2 separate regions of the Homo sapiens genome follow, and region 1 is linked to region 2. Evidence: chromatin loops called from intact Hi-C (ENCODE). Cell type or tissue: Caco-2. All regions are shown on one strand. Links, peaks and the distances in the headings refer to the core of each region. The heading gives the core; the rest is flanking DNA.

Region 1 (12,211 bases), core at 2,716-10,715, 51 kb before region 2:
AGACAGTGCTGAATAATGCTTTTGCTTTTAAGAACCAAATTGCTCTAATATTCCCTGAATCCAAAGGATGGGTGATACACTAGGCTGATCCAATTTATGAGACGAAGTGTACAAATATTTCTGTATATCTGACTATTTGTTTCAGATATATCAGGGGCACCCCAATCAAAAGTGGGATACCAGATGTTGGGAAGGTCTGAGAATTCCCTTATGTGCCTTCTAGGTGTGTGGTCCTTTTTTTTTTTTGGGGGGGGGGGGGGGACGGAGTCTCGATCTGTCGTCCAGGCTGGAGTGCAGTGGCGGAATCTCGGCTCACTGCAAGCTCCGCCTCCTGAGTTCACGCCATTCTCCTGCCTCAGCCTCCCGAGTAGCTGGGACTACAGGCCCCCGCCACCACGCCCGGCTAATTTTTGTATTTTTAGTAGAGACGGAGTTTCACCATGTTGGCCAGGATGGTCTCAAACTCTTGACCGCGTGATCCGCCCGCCTCGGCCTCCCAAAGTGCTGGGATTACAGGCGTGAGCCACTGCTCCCGGCAGGTGTGTGGTCCTTCTGATAGCTCTAAGTTACTTCAGGGATATCTATCTCCACAGCCACAAAGCAGGGTCTCTTTGCAGGTCCCACAGTTTACTGTAAACATTTGCTAATATCAAGAGGTGGTGTTTGGGGAGGTGGTGCTGTAAGAACTCCCATGATTGTTCTGTTGGAACAGAAGAGATATGGCTCGAGTACAGAGCCTGGCAGGACCATGTTTGGCCACTAGAGGTCCTAGTCACATTCTCTATGGTTTGTTTGCTTGTTTGTTTTTTGAGACAGTCTCACTCTATTGCCCAGGCGGGAGTGCAGTGGCTCAATCTTGGCTCACTGCAACCTCCGCCTCCTGGGTTCAAATTATTCTCCTGCCTCAGCCTCCTGAGTAGCTGGGATTACAGGCACGCAACACCATGTCCAGCTAATTTTTAGTATTTTTAGTGGAGACAGGGTTTCACCATGCTGGCCAGGCTGGTCTTGAACTCCTGACCTCGTGATCTGCCCTCCTCAGCCTCCCAAAGTGCTGAGATTACAAGCGTGAGTCACCATGTCCGGCCTTCTCTATGGTTTAAAAACCGATTTCTGTCCCTCCAGTTGGGTTACTAACCCAAAAGTCTGGGTCATGCTAATTCTTTCTTTAGGATCCAGAGCTAATTCAGATTTATGTCAGTTTCTGGAATTATCAGACATTCATTCTTGGATGACTCAAACTGTAAGGAAGAAAAGAGCGAATTGTCCTCAAAAGTATTCATTTGTATTGTAAAAATATTTCTGTATGAGGAGTTAATCCATAACTGAAGAGGAACTTTGGATTGAGGGAACATGATGAATAAACATTAGGAGAGATGGAATTTCCATTAATAACTGCAAGAGATGCAAGATTGTACAGGTTTCAAAAGAATAAAAATATATCTATGAATACAAAAAACATAAAGTACAATTTAAAATCCATTAATTTTGCTGGAATACTGAAGTGACTTGAGTCACTTCATCTTCTCTGAACAAAGCACTAAAAATAAATTGCACAGGAAGTAACAAAGAAAATTACTTTTCACTGAGACGTTCATGAACAGAAGGATGTGAACTTAGCCTTGAGAAGCCCCTCTATTTGTTGGGGTGTCTCAATAACCTTGCAATGACTTTATGTTGAGGAAGGAGGTTTCTGACAGTCTTTATGTTTAAATTCCTCCGCACACCCTATGAGCCAGGAAGACAATGGTCAAGTTACAAGTAATATAACAAACATTTATAAATCACCAACAATTTGCCTAGGTCCACTGAGCAGCCCAGAAAAATCAATATGAGTCAAACTTTTGCAAAATCATTCAGCAGGCATCTGTAGCTGATAAAACATGCTGGCCCCTTATAAGCCATGGCAGAATATCAATCTGACCATTTCCCAATAGCCACCCAAATAAATCACGGCTGCATTTATTCACATCTCCACCCTCTCCCATGAAAATGTTCCAGCCCATTCCCAGCTCTGGGCATGCTCCTCTGTCATTCCCCATTCTTGAAAAACTTCACTCTCTTCCTCTCCAAATACTCCCCATTCTTCAAGTCATACTTCTCTCGTCAAGCACTACTTGAGGGCTCCAGCCTCCTCTGCTGGCCTGCTTCACCACTACCGTCCTGTTAGCTTATCTCCTAACATAGCTTAACTTTGTACTGTCATATACTGCCAATGATTGTCTTTTAGCAATTTCAACTAGGCTGTGAGCTCCTTAAAGAAAGAAGCCATGTCTCACATTTCTTCCTTATCTTAAGGTCTGTACTAAGCATTGCTTGATTTTTGGAAATAGTCATAATTGGTTGATTTTTGGAAATAGCCATAATTTTAGGAACTGTGAAAGTTTAGCTCTTAAGACAGTAGTAATACACGTTCCTAACAACTATGCCACCAGGGGTTAAAACATACTTAGAATACATTTTTTGTCAGCAATTTTTCTCTGACTTACACAGTGGCTGCATCAAGTACAAGTTTTTCAGTTTTATTAAGCAGTAAGAAGAAAAGAGGAGTGGACTATGAAGTAACAAAAGCTTCCTTTGACCATGAAATGACTTATTTAAATAAGAAAATCTTTTTTTTTTTTTTTTTTAGTGGAAGCAAAACATTCACAGGCCATTGAACTACTGTTGGGGAAAAAAACGACACAAGCAAGTCAGTTAGAACGTGTTGATCTGGTTGATAATGATTATAGATTCAACTATGTCTAACCCTGTGTCCTCCCGGGAGAGAGTAAACAGCTTCCCACCGTGGGAGCGCTGGGCACGTCAGTTCACACGCTGGCAGGTCCATTACCAGGAGCTCCAGGCACAGAGAGTCCTGGGCTGGCCCAGCTGCTGCACTCTGCTTTCTCCAAGCACCAAGGTGCAGTTATGCTACCGATGACCCTTGAAAGTATGAGCAATTCACCAAACAACTAAATCACAATGACTCTTCTGTCTCTAGTAGCTGCCCCGCCTTTCCTCACTGTTATTCATTTCAGTCTTAATGAAGTCTAGCCATCAATTAAAAATAGAGTAGCCTTGCCCTTGCAGCATGAAACTGTGTGGTTCCTTCTGTTGGAGTCTTATAAGGTCCCTCAACTTGACTCTGAGGATACTGAGAGTTGAGATCTCCTAAAGGTCTGAGTTTAAATGTCACCTCCTAGGAGAAACTGATTCCTGATCAATCATAATATGCAATACCCATGCCTTGATTAATATTACATTTCCATGTATATTTCCTTCATCATATTTATGACTAGTTGAAATCATAATCTTTCTAATGGATTTACTTATTATTTTCTCTTCCCCCCATGAGCATGGAAGCACCACAGAGTGCTTGGGTCTTGATCTTTCCTGGTCACCACTCTATGCCAAAACCTGGAAGAGTATCTCACACAAGTAGGTGCTGAATTAGTACCTGTCCAACATCTGAATAAGAAACTTTGCTTCAGATTGGATTGTCTGTTGGAATCTCGGGTTTTGCTGTGGGTCAGTAATATGTGACTTGAGAGGGAAAAAAAAAGTAGCTTCGGGAAAGAACATTTCAATATTGAAGCGTTCCCAGCAGATAATGCCTTCTATTCCTTCTCCAGATTCAAACACCGAGTAACTGGTGTGAGGTTATTCCTAGCTTAAATTTACAGAATATGAGATAGTATCTCTAAAAGGAAGTGGACTTCAAGGTGTAAGTCACACTCCAAACATTATTCTATTTGTTCAGAGGTGATAACCGATACTAGCACAGCATGGGTGTTCTGTAAACACTTGGCAAAATGAACTGAACAAAGGGAACAAACAACCAGGACATGTACCAAAAAACAACAACGACAAAAATAAGGTTTAGACTGATCGGTCCAAAGGTCCAAAGAGATGTGGATGTCCTTTCCTCTTTTCCTCTTCACTTCCCCTCCTCTACTCTGGTCCTTACAGTTTATGTCATATGGTTCAGCTTCCTACTTAGTCTCTCAGGCTTCAGGATTATGATGTCACAGGTCTCTGTATTTTAGGGAGAATGTTGAGATTTCATGTCATTTTTTTGACAGGTGATGAACTGAGTCTATGGTAGAACTTGAAATGAGGAATCTTGAAGGAGAAAATATTCTTAACAGCAAACTTTCCCAGATATCTTTTTTTCTTCTAGAGTGCCATTTAAAAATTGAAAGAATACAAAGGTTATGCATTGGCACAATGGAATCTAAGAAAAAAATGCAGTCGGAGTTTTGGTTGCTAACCAAGTTGACTTCTTTGTGGTGTTGTATGAGGAACATGGTACTGACTCCAATCTGCCACTGCCACTATCTTCCTATTTGACCTTTGGGGAAAGTGGCTTGGCATACAGGACCTCAGTTTCCTTATACATGAAGAAAAATCAGGAGATTTCATTCCGAGCTGCAGTGAACCATGGGACTCAGTGAAGGTGGTAAAGTAGTTCTGTGAACAAAGACTAATCTTACCCAATAAGAAGACTGAATTCAACTGAGGCATCCACCTAACATATCTGCTTTTCATACTGAGATTTCGTTTCAGATATTTAATAACGTCTTATAACATTTCAGGCATTTAATGTTTAATTTAATAGGAAGAGTCTACAGATCAGATAATCCCAGGATTTCCTTCCATTTCGACATATTCTCTGATATTTTGCCATTCCTGTGGCCATTTGATTACGAAATTGTTTACGTTATGAGAAAATTATTCAGGCTATAGAGGAGACAGAAGAATCAATTCTGCTGCTCAGTAACTCCAGCAAAAGATGTAGCTGGTAAAAACTCATGGCTAAGGCTAGAAGTTTGGGTTTGATGTTAATTTGAGGTACTTTATCAGAAATTTTGTCATAATAATTTTTGCTCTCACCATTTGGGTTTGAATAAAAATCATTTTTGTATTCCACTCCAAGACAAACGTGCATATCATCTTTAATATGTCTATATATTAACTGAAATGTGCACATGAGCTGCTGAATATATCTTCCAAATAGGGACATTTTTTGCCTTTCTGGAGCCTTGGATAGCATCATATACTCAGGTTTCTCATAAAGCCCTCCTCCATTATTGTTACCCTTTTATTTATGAATGTCAACTAGTCAGATAAAAGCAGGCCACCTCCTAGTTATACATTTGTATGGTAAAATCCACAATATTCAAGATGTAAATCCCAACCATCCTGCAAGCTGTAATATGAATTAGAAGGAAGAAGGACTTCTTTGCAAGTCCATAGTCACATACATTGAAGGAAGAAAGATTAGACTTGCTTTTTAATGTGATGCTCTAACCCTAGTTTCTCATTAGGAGAAACTAATCATCGTTCTCTCTGATTTGTAGTTGGTGGAAGAGAGTTTAGTTCTGTCAGGGCCTCTTTTCTATCCACATTTATTTTAGAATATATTTTTAAAAGTCTATATAAACTGAAGAGCTGTTTAAAAGCACTTGGAGTATTGTTTTTCCAGCAATTTATTCCAGTTTGTTTGCTTGTTCCTTTTGCATAAGCTCCTTGTGTTCAAATTTGCCCTCTCTCCAAATTCAGGACATCCTCAATTTGATGATCACAGAAGATTTTCTGCCTACCCATCCTTAAAATTTCCAGCAGTGTTTTCAATATCTATACTTATAAATCACTCCTCTGTTTTCTCAGAAGATCCATAAAAATATTATCATCTTTTTGCAGCCTGAGAAGACACTGTACAACATTTCCACTCACTGTTTTTGGTTTGGAATGCTTCAGGTGAAAAGCCTACAATTATGCAAAAGTCAGTGCTGTTCCTTCCACCAAAGCTTTCTTTCACTTTCTCAGTCAGTTCAAAATTTACAACAAAATTTGTTTCTAACTGGGCAACAGAGGATTCCCTTTCACATCAGTCAGCTTTGTCTTCCTCCATTTTTGTTGTTTATATGTGGAACTGAACAATAACTGAAACAGTTCACTCTTTTCCCAGAACGTTATAGAAAAGTAATTTCCCCAAGGACTAAATTACATACATAAAAATACTGTCATCAGCACAGTGGACTGATTGATGTTGTTTTGATAAAGTAGAAAGCTGTATCTGGTGTATTTGAAAGGAGCACATGTGACTCCTGTGAATCATAAGCATAAATTCCGGCCACCAGGCCTGCTCGTGAGATCTGTACAGTTTCTGCTGGTGAGTCATCTGATTGCCAAAGTAATACATGCAGCTTTTCAGTATGATTTCATCAGATTCTAGGTCCAATTGATACTTAGATGCCTGTGATGTCAATTCCTTTTCCATAATCTAATACAGTGAAAACTGTTTCCCTGAATATTTTCAACATGAATGTGCAAAGAGTAATTTAGGCTGATGCAATCGGCTATAAATCACCTGAGCCGAGATTCATTTAGAATGATCTAATGAAAACATGGACTCCCCATATTCACAGCAGAGAAGTTTTTCACATTGAACACAGACCAGAGAAGTGTTTCCACTAATTTATAGTAAGTATTGTGCATGTGTGTCTTTTCAATTTAGAACTTAAGATATTCTTTTCACATGGTAGACCAGGGCATGTTAATGTGCTCCTCCGTGATCTGTAGTGGCCACAGTTACATTGTAAGGGAAGGACACAGGGTAGTGTGCCAGTAAATGTTTAACAAGCAGCTTCCTGGGAAAAATAAACATGCACACACACACATGCATGCATATATACTACAAAATATAATACAAATTGTGCTGATATAGAAGATGTATAACACACACTTGACAGATAATAATAAAATATACAGCACTTTTTATTGTCAATTCCATATAACCAACTGATTTCAGAGAATGTTTTATTTATTCTTGCTGAACTGTTGTATGTATAGCAAACTATGGACGCAGTTCAAACAAAATGTCACAAATACAGTTAATCTCAATTGATAATTCATTCCTCAATAATTGTTATTGTTACACCTGATATGTGATCCACTGTTAAATTATTTTTCACTTAGTGAAAACTATATTAATTAAACTGAAATTTGTTTCAGCCTCAGCATGGGTTATGTTGGAATTTTACTGGTTCATCAATGATGTCAGCAATTTCTTCACTGAATTGAATAACAGTTTTCAAATACATGGAGAATATTTCCTTTTTTTGGCACTATTGGAAATGTAATAACTAGGGACATGCCACAAATTTCAATTTCAATCTGCAGTATTAAAATTTTCTCTATCACTTAAGTCTAGACAACCAATAAAATAAAAATCAAGTTCTGCTTTATAGTGTTTTTAAATTTCTGTAGCATAAATACTCCTACATGGCCAATTTGAATCTGTCTATAGAATGTCCTTAAACATAAACATGGGATTGATAAGAGATACTCGGTACTAGAGCATATACGGTATTTTCACCCTGTGAATAAAATAGATGTTTTAAAAACCTCAAAAAATCATGAAAGTAAAATGTAGTAAAATAATTAGGATGCCATGAATTTTGAGTATTTATTACCTTTGTTTTAAATTATAGGTTTATATAAATACTTAACTAGTAGGTTTATATAAATACTTTAAATTTTAATAATGTCTGTGATTGGCAACTAGTTCACAAAACTCCTGAAAATTTAACAAAAAGCTCACACATCTCAGTAGATATTAGCTTCAGTGTACCATTGAGGAGGTACGGAATGAAGGCTTTACTTAATTGATTGCATTTTGTAATAAGCAGATTAGAGACTTGCATTTTACCCCTTAGGGCTTTTATTTTTCTAGACGTAATTAAAATCTGAAGGTAATCTTATCTTTTCCATTGAATAAAATTTGAGATAGATGTAAAATATTTATACCAAAGTTTTTAGTGTCTTTTCTGGAAAGATTTCAAAAACTGAATATAAATGACTCAGCATTGTTGAGACATGAAATATACTGAAAAAGGGAATAAGCCAGGTATCTAAACTCAGTTGAACATTTATGCTTTTGTATTATAATAATTTTTGATGGCTATATTTCTAAAATAAGAGGCCACTGTTATAAACAGTAGGCTTTATAATGCAGAGTTGTTCAGCAATGCATTTGAAGATTGTTGAGGAGATAGGACTGTAATCTCTATTTTTACATGATTCCTGACATCTTTTCTACTCAAATGCTTTATCTTCTCTTTTAGTAATTTCTTGATACTATAATTAAATCTGTTTGCCGTGGATCTTATGCCCCATATTTCTTCTTCATTCTCCCAATTCTATTTCCTACACGCTATGTGCAGCCCAGTAGTGCTTTAGTAAACTTACTTTGTAAAATTTTTTGTAGGGGAGAACTGACTTGAAAAGAAAAGTGATCTCTGTATTTCTTACAAAGGCAACAGAGAGTGAGTAAAAATAAGTGAGGAAGCAATCTCTGCAACAGAATAAAATGGATGGGCGCTGCTCCTAGAGCAGAGATCTTCAACCTTGAATGTACCTATGGATCAAATCTTGTTAAAATTTAAATTTTGCTCACCAGTTTTATGATTCTGTACTTCTAACAAGTTCCCAGTTGTTACCAATTGTGGTAGGCAGTCTCAAAGATATCTCCCAATAACCACCCTCTTCTGGTATCTACATCCTTACGTAGTTCCCTATCCTGGTATCGGATGGGCCTATTGACTTATTTCTAAATAATAGACTATGGCAAAAATGATGAGGTGTCATTTCTGAGAAAAGGTTACAAAAAGATTGTGGCTTCTGCCTTGGGCACACTCTCTCAAATGCTTGCTCTGAATGAAGCCATCTACAATGCTGTGAACTGCCCCTTGTGAGATGCATAAAGTAAGGAACTGAGATCTCTGGACAACAGCTAGCAAGGACATAGACCTGTCGACTGCTACTGGCCATGTGATTGAGCTGGGAAGTGGATCCTCCCTGGATCGAGCCTTGAGATGACTGCAGCCTCATCAAGGCACCTTGATGGCAGATTTGTGAGAGACCCCGATCCAGGGGCCTTCACTTGATCTGTGCCCAGACTCCCTAATATAGAACTGTGAGATAATACATGTTTGCTGTTTTAAGTTGTTAAGATTTGGGATATTTGTTATGCAGCTTGAATAACTAATACACCAATGCTGTTGGTATATAGACCACACTTTAGCAAGGTCCTAGAGATCTTTCCACTTGTGGATAATTTTGTTGATAGACGCTGAATCACTGTCTGTGGCATGATACTTTACCAGTACATTGCTTTGTAGTTTGAATAAAAGGAACAAATAGAGTAAGTAGTTAAATACTTGTTAACAAAAACAAAAAATGTTCAAGGAAACTGAAGGTGATTATTGAAAGAGCCATTCGCATCTACAGGAGGACAGCTTTTCTTTCCCCTAAGAGAAATTGATTTCTTACCCTGAAGGAGAAATGACAGATGATTTATGTTTGATAATTAATGACAAAAATGATGCTTTCAACATATTTCACTTATAAATTATATCCCCTATAACCTGAGGGTCATGAAAGTAGGGTATACATTGATAAGATAATAGACTAAACTTAGATAATAACATTCAGATATAATTTAAAGAGCTTAAAATGCAGCGAGATTAACTAAACTGAAACTACTAAATTTTCAATATTGACAACTTTATTAAGTTGCAATCTTGCTTTTCAGAATTCCTCATTTAATTTCAAAATGTGCTTTGAGTTGGCCTCAGTAGGAGAAAAAGAGGAGGTGATTAGGATGGTAATAAAAGTTACTTAGGTTTATTGAGTTTCCTTCTAGGAGTTAATTCTTTTTCACAGGTTAACATTTTTTTTATAAAAGACCTGTACAATGGCCCTTTGCATAGGAAATATAATGAAGACTCAGATATTTTGCTGCAAATATTTATTTTCACCTGCTAATGATAATTTGGTAATATTTGAAATACTTTATGATGCTTAAGATCAGTTTTGTTTTGTTTTGTTTTTCATGTGGTGTCTAAACACTGACTAAATATTTTCATTTGGAAACTTTTGGGTGGGACTCTCCAGATGGGAGAGTTTCACTAGCTGTAAGTGGTGATCTGAAGAGCATCCAATAAGAGACACCTGACATATTCCAACATTCACTGATAATACATTAACTTTCCAATCTAGTGATTTATTCATTCTTAGCTTTTTAAAATGGCTTTAGGAATATTAATAATAGTATCTGCCATTTATCAAATGCTTCCTATGTACCCTGTACTTAGCTAGATGCCTTAAATATTAATTTATCTAATAAATATAGTGCCATTCTTAAAACAAATCGGTGAATAAGCTGATTATTATTCTCATTATGGTTCCAGTCTGATATGTGAAGGGCTAAGAAGTCATCACTCCCATCTTCATAACAAGAAAAAAAGCTGAACAAACTGGAAATCAACAACTATGCTTAGGTTCATCAGAAAACTGAGGTCATTGGCTAAATTGCAGCCCTGGAAGACAGACACATGGATACAGAGAATCATAGCTTAACAGGAACAGAAAACTGGAAGCAGAAGGCCTTAGCTTTCTGTAGGAACACTAACTGTCATTGGTGAATTGCTGGAAGGTTAGTGTGGACTAGCTTGTGAGTTAAAAAATCCAAAGGGACCCAGTCTCAGGGGCACCCCGCACTTTCATGAGTTTTACCTCCAGGAAACCTACCAGGTTCTCAATATCCCCTGTGCTTCTGGCAGGGAGAGGAAAGCTCTGAAATACATCCAGACCTCTCTGATCTCCTTAAAAAAGCTTGTCCCTAAGGGAATCTATTTTACCAGAACCTAACAGGCTGGAGTTTTACCAAAGCCTGATCAACAAAATATCCAACTCAGGCTCGCTAAAAGACTGAGACTTAATTATGGACAGGAGAACACTTCCTCTTCTCCCACACCTTGCGACCACATCAATAAGGCTATTGTATAATAACAGGGGATTACAGCAAAAAGAACTGCAGGCCTCTGACCATATTTAAAGAGTGCCAAAGGAAACCCAAAGACAATAGAGTAGACAAAAGCAAGGATACTAGAGGAAATTTTAGTCTCTGACACTATAGCTACAGCAAATAGTAAGCAGAATCTAACTCCTAGTCACATAAATATAAAACCTTGCACTAAAGACCTATCTATCACAGTTCCTTTTATATCATATCCAGCCTTCAACAAAGAATTACAAGCCACTCTAAAAGGCAAAAACAAAGTCTGAAGAGACAAAGCAAGCATCAGAACCAGACTCAAGTGTGGCACAGATTTGGGAACTATCAGACAAGGAATTTAAAACAACTATGATTAATACGCCAATGGTTCTAATGGAAAAAGTGGACAGTGCAAGAACAAGTGAGTAATAAAAGCAGAGAGATGAAAGTGCAAAGAAGGAAACAAATGAAAATGCAAGAAATCAAAAACACTGTAACATAAATAATGCCTTTGATGGGCTCATAAGTAGATTGGACATAGCTGAGGAAAGAATCAGTGAGCTTAAAGATGAGTCCACAGAAACTCCCCAAACTGAAATGCAAAAAGAAAAAAGAAATAAAAAGTCAGAACAGAGTATCTAAGAACTGTGGGCTATTAGAAAAGGTATATGATACAGTTTAGATGTTCTGCCCCCTCCAAATTTCATGTTGAAATGTGATCCCCAATGCTAGAGGTGGGGCCTGGTAGGAGGTGTTTCGGTCATGGGGGCAGATGCATCAGGGATGGCTTAGTGCCCTCCTCATGATAATGAATGAGTTATCATTCTACGTTCATGTGAGTCCTGGTTGTTTAAAAGAATGTGGTATCTCGTCACTTTCCCTCTCTCAGCATGTGATATGCTAGCTGCCCTTTCCTTCTGCCATGATTGTAAGCTTCCTGAGGACCTAACCAGAAGTAGATGGTGGCACCTTGCTTCCTGTACAGCCTGCAGAACCATGGGCCAAAATGAATCTGTTTTCTTTATACATTAACCAGTCTCAGGTATTCCTTTATAGCAATGCAAATGGACTGACACAGAATAACACATGTATAATGGGAATACTGGAAGGAGGAGAGAAAAAGGAACAGAAGCAACATTTAAAGCAACAATTACTGAGAATGTCCCAAAATGAATGACAGACACAAAGCTACAGATCTGCAAAACTCAGAGAACATCTAGGAGGATAAATACCAAAAAACCTATATCTAGGCATATTATATTCGAATTATAGAAAATCTTTTTTAAAAGCTAGAGGAAAAAGAACACCTTACCTACAGTTGCACAAGTATAAGATTTACACCAAACTTATACTCAGAAACCATATAAGCAAGAAGAGTGTGGAGTA
Region 2 (12,211 bases), core at 2,872-10,871:
ACCAACATGGTGAAACCCCGTCTCTACTAAAAATACAAAAATTAGCTGGGCGTGGTGGCACACACCTGTAGTCCCAGCTACTTGGGAGGCTGAGGCAGGAGAATTGCTTGAACCCGGGAGGCGGAGCTTGCAGTGAGCCAAGATCGTGCCACTGCACTCCAGCCTGGTGACAGAGCAAGACTCCATTAAAAACAACAACAACAACAAAAACAACAAAAACCAGCCAAGAACACTTAAAGTCACTGCAAAGAATAGACGCAAACTTACTTAATCACAAAAAAAGTATTAAAAACGACAGGCTACTTTACATCACTCCATACGATTACTTATAAATTAGGTAATAACCGCTGTTAGCCTTTTTTAAAAAGTGTGATTTTATGGGCTAGAAAACTAATGACAGATACATCCGTATTTTGCCATCCAGTGGCATAATCATAGACATAATTCTTACAACCCACCTTTGATATCTTTCACCAAATACATTGATGATGTTTAAAATTGTATTTGAGATGGCCCCCACAATTATAGTATAATCAGTAAAATAAAGATAAAAAGTCCTAAAGAAATACTCCATTTCTATGTCCTAGCTTAGAAGCAATCCTCTGAACTTTGATTTCAAAAGGATGTAACAGATTTTTTTGAAGTATTGTTATCGTAAATGTAACACAGAGGCTATGCAATTGAAACTGTAACCCTATTGAATGTAGAAAAAAAGCAGTGAGGACTACTCACACAGAGGATGGTGTCTAAGAGGTTTAGAGGGAGCTATGTTATTCCACTATGGTTTTGACCTCAGGATTCGGCACATGCTATAAAATTCCCTCTCGAATGTCATGATTTTGTGATCAGTATGCTTTTCTGACAGCGTCTTGTGAATATATCATTTCTTTTCTATATTTTAGGCTCCTAGCTTCTCCTTATCCTTGGTTCTATAGGCTTGGAAGGATGAGTAGAACTTCTTTTCAGAAGGCCTGGAAGAAAGAGAACGAGGAATAAAAATTTTTATGCATTTTTCCATTTTAAAAAGAACACAAAAATTCTATGCAAAGACATACATGAATTAGCTGACATTATTTGGTAGTTAAAACTCAAGAACCCTCCATATTAGAACTGTAGATCCTAGTCTTACAGCTTAAGAGCATTACTCTACATTTGAAAATTAGCCTTCTTAAGCTATTAACTAGCCTCGTTCTCTGCGTGTGTGTATGTATGTGATTTTCTTTCAGAAGTATGCATGATTCAATGAGAATACTTTGTGATCATGAGACATATTGAGTATATGCATCTTATATAAAAGATAAATACTGTAATTAGGTCCTGAAAATATTAAGAAAGATAGTTACTGGTCATATTCACTTGATAAATCAACAGGGGCCTTTTTTATAATCAGAAAACACTTGCACATCAGAGTAGCATAAATCACTATGATAAAATAATGTGGGAGAAACTGAAAAAGTACTGGCTACAAGGGAAGCTGCTATGTATTGAGCACAATTTTATGAAAGGTTGTATTGAGCACTATTTTGTACTGCTTAATTCTCATAAGAACCCAGGAAAATGAATGTGATGAAACTCTCTAATAAGATGCCTCTGAAGTTCCAAGAGGTGAAATCACTCATACAATCTTCCACTGGTGTCAAGTGAGAAAGCTGAGATTTGTTCTAAATTATATTTTATTCTTTGCTGGGCATGCTGGCTCACACCTGTAATCCCAGCATTTTGGGAGGCTGAGGCCGAAGAATCATTTGAGCCCACGAGTTTGAGACCAGCCTAGGCAACATAGTGAGAACCCTCATCTCTACAAAATAAAATAAAATAAATATATTTTATTTGTAAACCCACATTTTTTCTATTACCCACAAATCGGCATTAGTCCTCTTTCAAAACTATTAAGAGTTCTACTTCTGAACATAGATAGTCACATTTCGCTTAACGGCAGGAATATATTCTGACAAATGCATCATCAGGTGATTTAGTTGCTGTGCAAACATCATAGAGTGTACTTATGCATACATAGATTGGATAGCCTACTGCACACTTAGGGTATGTGAGATGGCCTATTGCTCCTAGGCTACAAAACTGTACATCAAGTTCCTATACTGAATACTGTCAGCAACTGTAAAACAATGTATCTAAACATATCTAAATATATGTTTGTATATTTACAGCCAAGAACAGCCAAGAACACTTAAAGTCACTGCAAAGAATAAATACAAACTTACTTAATCACAAAAAAAGTATTAAAAATGACAGGCTACTTTACATCACTGCATACAATTACAACATAAAACATACAGATACGTACAACATAAAGATATGTTTGTATCTAAACATATCTAAATATAGAAAAAGTAATGCATTGTGCCACTTCATTAGGATAGCTACAATGTTACTAGGATAAGAATTTTTCACCTTCCATTATATATATATATTTTTTTTCAGACGGAGTTTCGTTCTTGTTGCCCACGCTGGAGTGCAATGGTGCGATCTCGGCTCACCACAACCTCTGCCTCCTGGGTTCAAGCGATTCTCCTGCCTCAGCCTCCCCAGTAGCTGGGATTACAGGCATGCACCACCAAGCCTGGCTAATTTTGTATTTCTAGTAGAGATAGGGCTTCTCCATGTTGATCAGGCTGGTCTGAAACTCCTTGGGTGATCTGCCTGCCTCGGCCTCCCAAAGTGCTGGGATTACAGGCATGAGCCACCGTGCCTGGCCCTTCCATTATAATTTTATGGGCCCAGCATACTATATATGGTTTGTTCTTGAATGAAATGTTATGCAGCACATGATTGCATTGTTGAGAGGACAAAATCGTGTTACTACTGATGATGATTTTGGATAACTCATATTCCAAGTGTGGTAGAGGTCAAAGATAGATGAAAAAAAGGAAAAAAAGAAAAAAGGAGATACATGTTTTCTTGGAAAATTCATTTACAATTACTCATTAGAGGACATTAGTATGTTCTAGAAGGCTATTCCCATTCTCCGTCTCTGATTTTTTATGAACTATCACACCTTCCTCTAAAACAGGACCTATATTTGAGACTGATTCTGCCATTTGGTGGAGCCCAGACTGAAAAGATGTGGGAATTCATTCTTTGGTTCACAAGGTCATGGCTCCAAAATAAAGGTGAAGATGGGAAGGCAACACATGCATGAAAGGGTGCTGTATGAAAGTTTGTGCAAAAAGCAGCTGGAAAGAGGGGTTTATGACCTTTTGATCACAGAGACTGCTCCTTGTCAGTCTCATGTGGCAAATGCCAAGGGCTTGGCAAATTCACAGGGGAGGGCTGGAGTCCCAGACACCCTGCCATTCCGGAAGACAAAAGGCAGCTGAAAGTGCAATTGCTCAACTCCTTCTGTCTTTGGTGATTTTCCTATACTCAACCATGTGCTGTAGCTGATTTTGCAGTGGCTGACCCTCAATTCTATAATAAACTTTGGCTTTGGTTGTTCAAATACTTCAAAGCTTGTTTTAAGAACATGCTAAGTTCTATTTAAATTTCATTATGCTCTAGTAGAGAGCACTTCATATTTGTTTTGAGTTTATGAGTAAAGACTGGATCTTAAAGGGTCAGTTCAGAAGATATGGCAATAAGTATCTAAGGTGCTGTAGCAAAAGATATGGTCTCAAAAAGAGAGAGGGAGGGAATAAAAGGGGAGGGAGTGGGGAAGAGACGGTGGGGGGCAGACAGAGAGAGAGAGAAAGAGAGAGAGAGAGACTTTCTGATAGAGGTAAACATCTGTCAGTTTTATGCATACAGAAATGATCACTCTGTTACAATGGTAACCCATCTCATTTGACAGCTGTGTATAAATTGGAGCAGAAACACACATCTGTCTCTCTTTAAGTTTTGGTTTTGTGCTAGAGATGATTTAGGAGAATAATAGAATGCTGAAAAGACAAATGTGTATTATTTGTAAATAGATTGTTATAACTCCTTTGCGATAAAGGAAAGTCTTTATTGTTTAATGCTTATATGTGACTTTTTAACAGGTGTGGTTTTTTTTTCTAACCTTGAAGAAGTAAATTAACTAGTGTATTTTTGAAGGGGAATCCTGAGTGTTTAACAAGTAAAAATATCATTACCCAACAACTCTGTATTATAATTATAAAGAGTTTTCTATATACCCTTTGTTAATATTAAATGTATACTAAATATAAAATACCTAACTCTATAAAGTACCCATAATATGGTCATTCTCTGGGTACTTCAAGACAAATCTGCTTTATATCTCTCCCATAGTTAATTGAGCTACCTGTTCTGGCACATTATTTGATTTCGGAATAACTTAAATAGAGAACAAAGGGTAACTCTAGGAATTGTGCAAGATGATTGCCAAATGCATAGTATAACTATGTGGACTAAAATAATCAAAAGTAGAGTACATGTTACTTTTATTAAATAATGAAAACTCTGTATTTTTAATAAATAATCTAGCAATATTATCTCCCCCACAGTATTACCATTGCACTTTGTTTTTGTTAACTTTCCCCTTCAATTGCAAATATGGTAACTAGAAAGAAATTCAATTCATGAATATTCAGGAACTCTTTGCCTGGTTTGTGTCATGCCATCTTAGTTAGCAAATCACTGGCTGGAGGGAGAATGAGATAGAAGATAGTATCATGGGAAGGGCCAAAACCAAAACTATAGAGTAGGGACTTGATTGGGAGTCCTGTGTAGAAGGAGATAGAGTTCTTGTGTATGTATGTCTGGGTGTGTGAGTAGGAGAGGAGCTTGAGATGTAATGAGCCATGGAATACAACTGCAGGTACTATACAATTTTGTCTGTGGCCAACCTTAAATGTACACATCTTACAGATTGAAAGTTTGCAAAGGCAGGTGTCTGCCTATAGTCCAAACTACTGGGGAGGCTGAGGTAGGAGGATTGTTTGAGTCCAGGAGTTCTGAGCTGTAGTATGCTATGCTGATCTGGTGTCTGCACTAAGTTTGGCATCAATAATGTGACCTTCTAGGAGCAGAAAACCACCAGGTTGCCCAAAGGGCGGTACACTGGACCAGGTGGGAAATGGAAGAGGTCGAACCTCCTGTGCTAAGTAGTGGGATCACGCCTCCTGTGAATAGCAGGACACTTCAGCATAGGCAACATAGCAAGTCCTTGTCTCTGAAAAAAATGCCCTTGTCTCTAAAAAAAAAAAAAAAAAAAAAGTCTCTTGGTTACCAAATCTGTAAATCTCCGACTATATGAAGGATACCTCAATTCACAAGAAAACTGCATTAAGTCCTAACTCAATGAGCTTGCATCATTTACTAATATTCATTTTCTAAGCATAATGTGAGTATCTTATATTGAGTTATTTTTGGTTCTTGTATGAGAACTGTGGTAATCTATAGAAGATCAAGCACAGAGTTTATTCATTTCTTCAGCATACTATCAACTCCAGACAGATTCCACAGGCATTTGGGTCAGAGATGCCTTAAAAGAATAGTTTAGTTGATGTATAACCTGGCATTACATCATTCTGAATTGTGTATGAATAGGGATTAAAAAAAGATTTGCTAGTTTGCTAAAATATAACCTCTGTTTTATAGAACTGAAGTTTCCTGGTGTAATATAATACCTTTGCTTTGTATTATAGCACCGTTCCTAATTATGTAAGTGTACTTTGTTTAAAGTAGTGTATAAAGGCCAAGGCATATTTGACTAAGAAGGCTTGCATTGTACATTATTTAAGAAATATTTTTAAATAGTGACAGAGATATGAAAAAAGAAGGCCCTGAAAAGAACTAGATGAAGTCATATTTTACACTTGCAATCAATTCTCATAGGTCCAACACCAAGGCTCTTTTCTCCCTTTTTCTTCTGCTTCCCATGAATTTTCCTGTAAAATTTGTATCCAATTTCATTCCCAGTTATATTTTATTTTGTCCTGCTTCTATTATAATGGCCAAGGAAAAATATATAGAAATCTGAAACTATAAGTATTAATTTAAATCATTATTTCCCTGTTTTCTTTTACCATTGCTCTTTTCAAACTTTTCCATTATTTGCCTCTTCGTTCTTTCTCATTTTTATCCCATTTCCCCTTCTTTATTTACCCATCCTTGCTGCATTCCCTCTCTTCCTTTCTTCCTTTCTTGCCCTTTTCTCTCTTATCCCTTTCTTTATTCTTATATTTAACAACTTCAAGTAGAAAAGAGTGATGTCCTCATCATGCTGGTCAATGCAGATTTAATTCTATTTCCTTATAATAATGTCAACTAGTGCATATTGAGTACTTACTCTGTATCTCATATCTTCACAACACCACCAGGAGGTAGGTTGTCTTATGTCTCCATATTATAATTAGTGGCTTAGCTCACCAGTAAATATCCCATTGCTACACAGCTAGAAGTTGTGGTTTATCTGAGGATAAACACCCCTCTGTCTGAATCCAGAGTTCATGTGCTTAATAATTATTAAATGCTTTCTCCCCTTTCTAGTCAAAATCCCCAGTGATCAAGTCTCTATGTGGTCTAGTTCTTTGTAGATCGGTGCTTTCAGAGGGCCATATAGCCTTGTCACCAGCACCACTGCCTCTCTCTTCTACCTACTCAGGGTCTCTGTTTTTGCACCTGTTCAGGTCCCTTTGCTGAAGCCTGTAAAACAAATTTGATAAGTGAGTAGGGGTGTCTTGTTTTTATTTTATAATTAAGAAAATAAAAGTGTTTGCTTGACAGAAGAAAACTCAACCAGTCCTAGGATTTGTTTTTTCAGAAAATAATTTCTTTGTTTTCCATAGTTTTGCTATCTTCTATTGCTTTCAAAGTAGATGTGGGAGAGTAATATTCCTCTGTAAGTTACTAGGAAAAGCAGATAATCCAACTCTATATAGATCATACCTCTGCCTCTGATCTCTAAATTTGACTTACATAAGATTTGACAATTTCCAAGAATTCTAATAATCACCATTTTATTTTATCCTCATAATGTGATAATAATAGCAGAAACTAATGTGATCTTTTAATATTTTAAGAAACATAAATACTCAGGCCGGGTGCGGTGGCTTACGCCTGTAATCCCAGCACTTTGGGAGGCCAAGGCAGGCGGATCATGAGGTCAGGAGATCAAGACCATCCTGGCTAACACGGTGAAACCCCGTCTCTACTAAAAATACAAAAAAACTAGCCGGGTGTGGTGGCATGTGCCTGTGGTCCCAGCTACTCAAGAGGCTGAGGCAGAAGAATGGCGTGAACCCAGGAGGCAGAGGTGGCAGTGAGCGGAGATTGCGCCACTGTACTCCAGCCTGGGCAACAGAGCAAGATTCTGTCTCAAAAAAAAAAAAAAAAAAAAAAAAAAATTAAAAAAAAAAGAAACATAAATACTCAGAGATGTTAAGTGACTTAAAGAAAATAATAATTCAAGCCCTAAACACCTTCTCCATTGCTCTGAACAGAACTTGTGGCTTTGTAATTTTGTCTCTAATATGGGGTCCTTTCTACTACCTCATGTGACTCCCAATTCCCTGGCTTTTCATTCTGTCTATCCCTTTATTTTTAAAATCCACAGTACATCCCTTTGAATTATGCACCACTCTATAAAATCACCATATCCAAAATTAAATTTATAACTTTCCTCAAACCAACTATTTTTCATACTTCCTTATTTTAATGTATGGGCCCCACAATTTGTGAGTTCCACCTCTCCCACCATCTAGAGATTTGCTAATATTTAGGATGTCTCTATCTCTTTTACTATTACATTCAGTTAATCATCAAACCCCACTGATTTTCTTTCAGTAATTTTTTTTCTATTTTGGCAATCCTGCTGTAGTTCTAGTTTATCACTCCATGATCACATTTTGATCTGAATGTAGTTTTCTCACCTAACTTGCAAGATGCTCTTTCTAAGTAATTTAAAACAAATACAAATACTTTTCATCATCTTAAGAATCTGTAATGGCTTTGTTGCCTCTAGCTCCAATTTTGAATTATTTATTCTAATTTTCACAGTATGGCTTCCACAGCATAAAGCATGTCTCATCTGTTCAACATAATGTCCATAATAAAATAAATTTTTTGTTCCAGTTGGAATGGCCTCCACATAACATCACAAACACATACATACTCACACACTGTCAATATCAACCACCTGTCCTTTGTTGATAATGTTCCTCTTGCCTAGAATTCGCACCTTGTCTTATATTCCAGTCCATTTGTTAATACCCAGATTCATTTCTCCCTTCCTTCAATTCTCTCTCCCTTTCTACTCTTCTTCCTTTGTCAAAAATTGACATATCTAATATGTGTCAGGCATCATGTTAGGACAAAAACAAGAGATAAAACATGAAAATGACATAATTATCACGCTGCTGGATCTCACAGTAAAGTGAATTCAGTGGTACCAGCTGTTGTCTTTGTGGTTGCTTTGTTCTGCTTTGTTCTGTGAATTCATACTTCATTAACAATTGTCATCATTTTTATGATAATCTGGAAAAAATGAGTAGTACCTTCATTGTGCAAAACAAAGCATCTGGCTTTGAAGATATGAGAAGGAATAATATATGGACCTTGAGCAAGAGACTTATAAACTAATCGGAGAAGTAGGTTGTATATTTTTTTTTAATTAAAAAGGCAAAGATATATACTAATTGATAAAGATGTGATTTAAATAGACAGTGCCTAAGAGAGGAATCTATAAGCTAGAAAATTCAAAAAAAGGCTTCACAGGGTAAACTTTAGTTGTTTTTTGGGGAAAAATGTGGATAACAATAGTGGATAGATAGAGCAAGATGTTTCATAAAATTTGATTCTTTATTATCTTCTAGTGCATTTTAATTCTTTATGTCTGTAAATTCTGTCTCACCAAATTCCTGTAGGCTCCTCCAGGATGATGTGTGTCATATGTTTGTTTTGATCTCTTACCATATCTAGAACTGATATGGGCAATAAAGGATTGTCAGTTGATTGTGTATTCACAGGAAATTTACAGGCAATAATATTGTGAACTTAAGTGTATCACCACCGAGTTACTCATTCTTTTTACCAGTCACCCAAGTTGTGCAATTCTGATTTTGTATTAGAAAACCAATACTTAAATAGATTAAATAATCTATCAAGGATTTTTCATTATAGTTACAAGAATCCTCAGTGTGAGCTGAGATCATAACATTCACACCTTCTCGTTTTTCATTAAGCACCTTTGGAGGTGTTTGTGAGAGAAGATTACGATTTGCTTTTTAAATACAACTATCATCCTTCAAAAATGTTCACTGATTTTTTTACCTTCTTATACTGTACGCATAGATTTAGTGGAAGCTGCCAGCAATAACACTATTCTTAGTTGTACTGTTTGCCCTCATTAAATATTTCTTAGGCAAAGGTGTTTCCTAAACATTTTCTGAACCATGCTCATGAATGCAGTAAAAGGCATACAAAGGTGTAAATTAGGAAGATTTAAGTTGGGTTTTAGAGTACCTGCTCTACAATCTAGGTTCTCCTGAGGGTTTGGCACATGTTGCTTAACTGCTGGATCAAATTTTCATTTTCTATGTTAGAAAGCTAATACTATCTATATCACAGGATTGTTAGGAGGGACGAATTAATTTTACCTAACCTTGTTTAAGAAAGATGACCTCTTCTTTCATATCAATGTTTTGTCTATAACAGACAAGATGACAGCAAATAAAACCTACCCTATACCCCTCCAAAATTAGGATTTCTACAATAATTAATCTTAAAAAGGGTGACCTGCACAAGCTTAATATTATGGTTTTACCATACCATACAGGGAAAGTGAGAAGACCTTCTAGACTCTTTTCGAGTGAGGTTTGTGAAGTGACTCAGCCCTGAGCATTATTTGTTTGCTCTGGCTTTATTTTCATGTGGTGAGAAGCACACAGAATGAGTGGAACTTCTTTAAATGGACAAGGCACACATCTTGAAGCTCACAGTCCTGCTAACATAAAGTTAGCAAAACAAGCACTTAAAATTGCAGATAGCTGCCAAAGGTTCCCAGAAACCATGGCATGGACTCTGTTGTTGCAATAATCCAGTCATTGTTTGTGTTTTGTTTGGTATCAGTCACATGAAACACTATCTACTATACCATGGGTTTCTTTGTGTGTGTGTGTGTGTGTTTGTGTCTATAAGTCAGAGAGAGATGGTGGTGTATTAAGTATTGTATTCCTGCCATTTGTGACACATTGCCTCATAGAGATTCTGTCCAATTTCACTGCCACAACACAGGGAAGTAGAACAAAGGGGGATCGAACATGAAAGTTTTCTACTATTATGTTATATTCACATCTTTTTTTGTTTCAGGCAAGATGGAGAGTATTTGAGCGGTCAAATAGAGGATATGAGAAGAAAAAAAGAATAACTTCTATGTGGAAAAGTAAGCAGATGACTATCATTTCTTTTGTCTGTTGTCAGTGCTATAAATCTCTGCTCTTTGGACTATCAATAATTTCATCTAATGTTAATTTCTTTACTAAAAAAATACTTACCGAGCATTGACCTAAATAGGAATAAGTAGAAAGTTGGCATCCAGCTATGTTTTCAAAGAAAAAGATTGCTAATTCCAGAAGATGACGCACGATACGGAGAAGCATGTAAAATTAGTGTGCTGTTGGCCTCTACACTGAGAAGAGCACTGGTTCTAAGATGTTATTCTCTATTTACTTTCAGAATTTCGGTTACGGAGTATCATCCTCTTTATTTAGGGCTGGAAGAGATGTTTATTGAATTTTTCATACTACTTAAATCTGAACTAGCTCGCAAACGGTGTTGATAAAATCAAACATGCTATTAGCCTTGATGTCTATACAGGTGGGCATGCATGAAATCTTTATAGACTTCATTTCAGATATGATGCTGTTCCTTATATAATTATTACTACCTTTTGATATTTTCCTAGGTGCCAGACACTTTACATACCTTATCTCGGCTAGTTGTCAAACTCTTGTAATCCTGTTTAGCAGATGAGGACTATACATCCTAAAGAGATAAAGTAACTTGCTTAAGGTGCCTAGAGTACACCCAGTTCTTTTGACTCTAAAATCTTTTCCAATATGACACCAGCATTTCCCAAAATTCCTGTTTTATTGGTATATCATTATGGGTTAAACAGAAAGTTTGATTTCATATATATGTATATATGTTATATATGTGTGTGCATATATGTTCATAATATATACATGTTTATATATTACTTCCACTTATATACGTGTAGTGCCTTGAGAGCTTGCATCACAATTTACCCTCTTGCCCCAAAGAATACAATGCAAAACAAAAAAAACAAAACAAAACTCTGTGTGTGTGTGTGTTTGCGTGTGTGCGTGTGGTGTGTGCATGCCTGTGTTTATGAGAGAGAGAGAAAGAGAGAGAAATTGTCCTCAGAACTCTCCTTTGCTAATCCTTGTAGTACAAGTAAAGGAAAAATAAAGAAGTCAAGGAAATAGCAGGTTTTAACCAATGAAGTTTGGGGTAAATGAAGAGTTTAGTGCCTAATTCAGTGAAGGTATTTGGACTTTATGACATGAATGAGTCTACCATGTACTGCTCACAGAGACAGGGAAAACAATTCAGCAAAGTGTTTCAGTGACTGTTGCAATAAGGATCAACATTTGTGTATTTTATGACAGAAATTATATGCTACAGTGATATTCATGAATTTGGGGATTTATGAGAGCTCCAGAATATATCCCTCCCAATGGACAAGAGTCTACCAGAATGTTTCCCAAAATATGTTATGAAGTATACTGGTTCAGAATGTTAAGGGCATTATGTGAAATGGAGAGTTCAGTGGTCTAATCAATTTGGGGAAAGTTTTACCAAAAAAGTTAGATTTCTTTACTGTAGAGCAAATCAAAGCCTTTTATAGGGTCAAGTGCATTTTAAATCTCCAAGAGGTTATATAGTTTACAGCTCTTCCTAAACTTATATAGCCACGAAATCCCTTTTTCTTAGAAATTTTTGTGAGGTTATTGTTCTATATAAAATATGTTGTATAATAATTTTCTACAGTTTAAGTAAAAACACATAACACTAATATGTAGTTAGTTATAATAGCTATTGGGGATGAAATGGATTTTTCTCTGTACTTTTAAGACTATTCATGACTGAGGAATAGAAAGTGTTTGGTGAATCACTACAGATCATTATTATACAGTATTATTACTGTGCACTGCATGTGATGAGTTTTTATGCAGTTTAGTAAGTAAATCAGAGATGCATTTAGATAATATAATAATTTCCTGTTACT

What was found. A loop is a pair of places that touch in the nucleus more often than their neighbours do. Peaks named below come from ENCODE experiments on the same cell type or tissue, not always from the same donor. Only the 100,000 strongest peaks of a DNase experiment are listed, where the experiment ranks them.
Region 1: a loop joins it to region 2, with 7 times the contacts of the local background. A loop is called at or near these places in 41 of 110 quality-filtered maps.

Annotation. Positions count from the first base shown.
Region 1 is chr9:12,808,550-12,820,760 of GRCh38, reverse strand. All of the region lies in intron 1 of LURAP1L (leucine rich adaptor protein 1 like), which reads right to left. LURAP1L-AS1 (LURAP1L antisense RNA 1) reads left to right here and starts at 6,372. Exons shown (of 4, transcript NR_125775.1): 1 at 6,372-6,468. RefSeq lists an enhancer at 5,560-6,759. In Caco-2, for the core only: no CTCF peak of the experiment used is centred there; a DNase peak (open chromatin) is centred at 6,140.
Region 2 is chr9:12,757,683-12,769,893 of GRCh38, reverse strand. It overlaps LURAP1L-AS1 (LURAP1L antisense RNA 1), which reads left to right. Exons shown (of 4, transcript NR_125775.1): 3 at 10,270-10,342. It also overlaps the pseudogene RN7SL849P. Among named protein-coding and RNA genes, the nearest start is that of LURAP1L, 11 kb to the left of the region's middle. In Caco-2, for the core only: no CTCF peak of the experiment used is centred there; no DNase peak of the experiment used is centred there.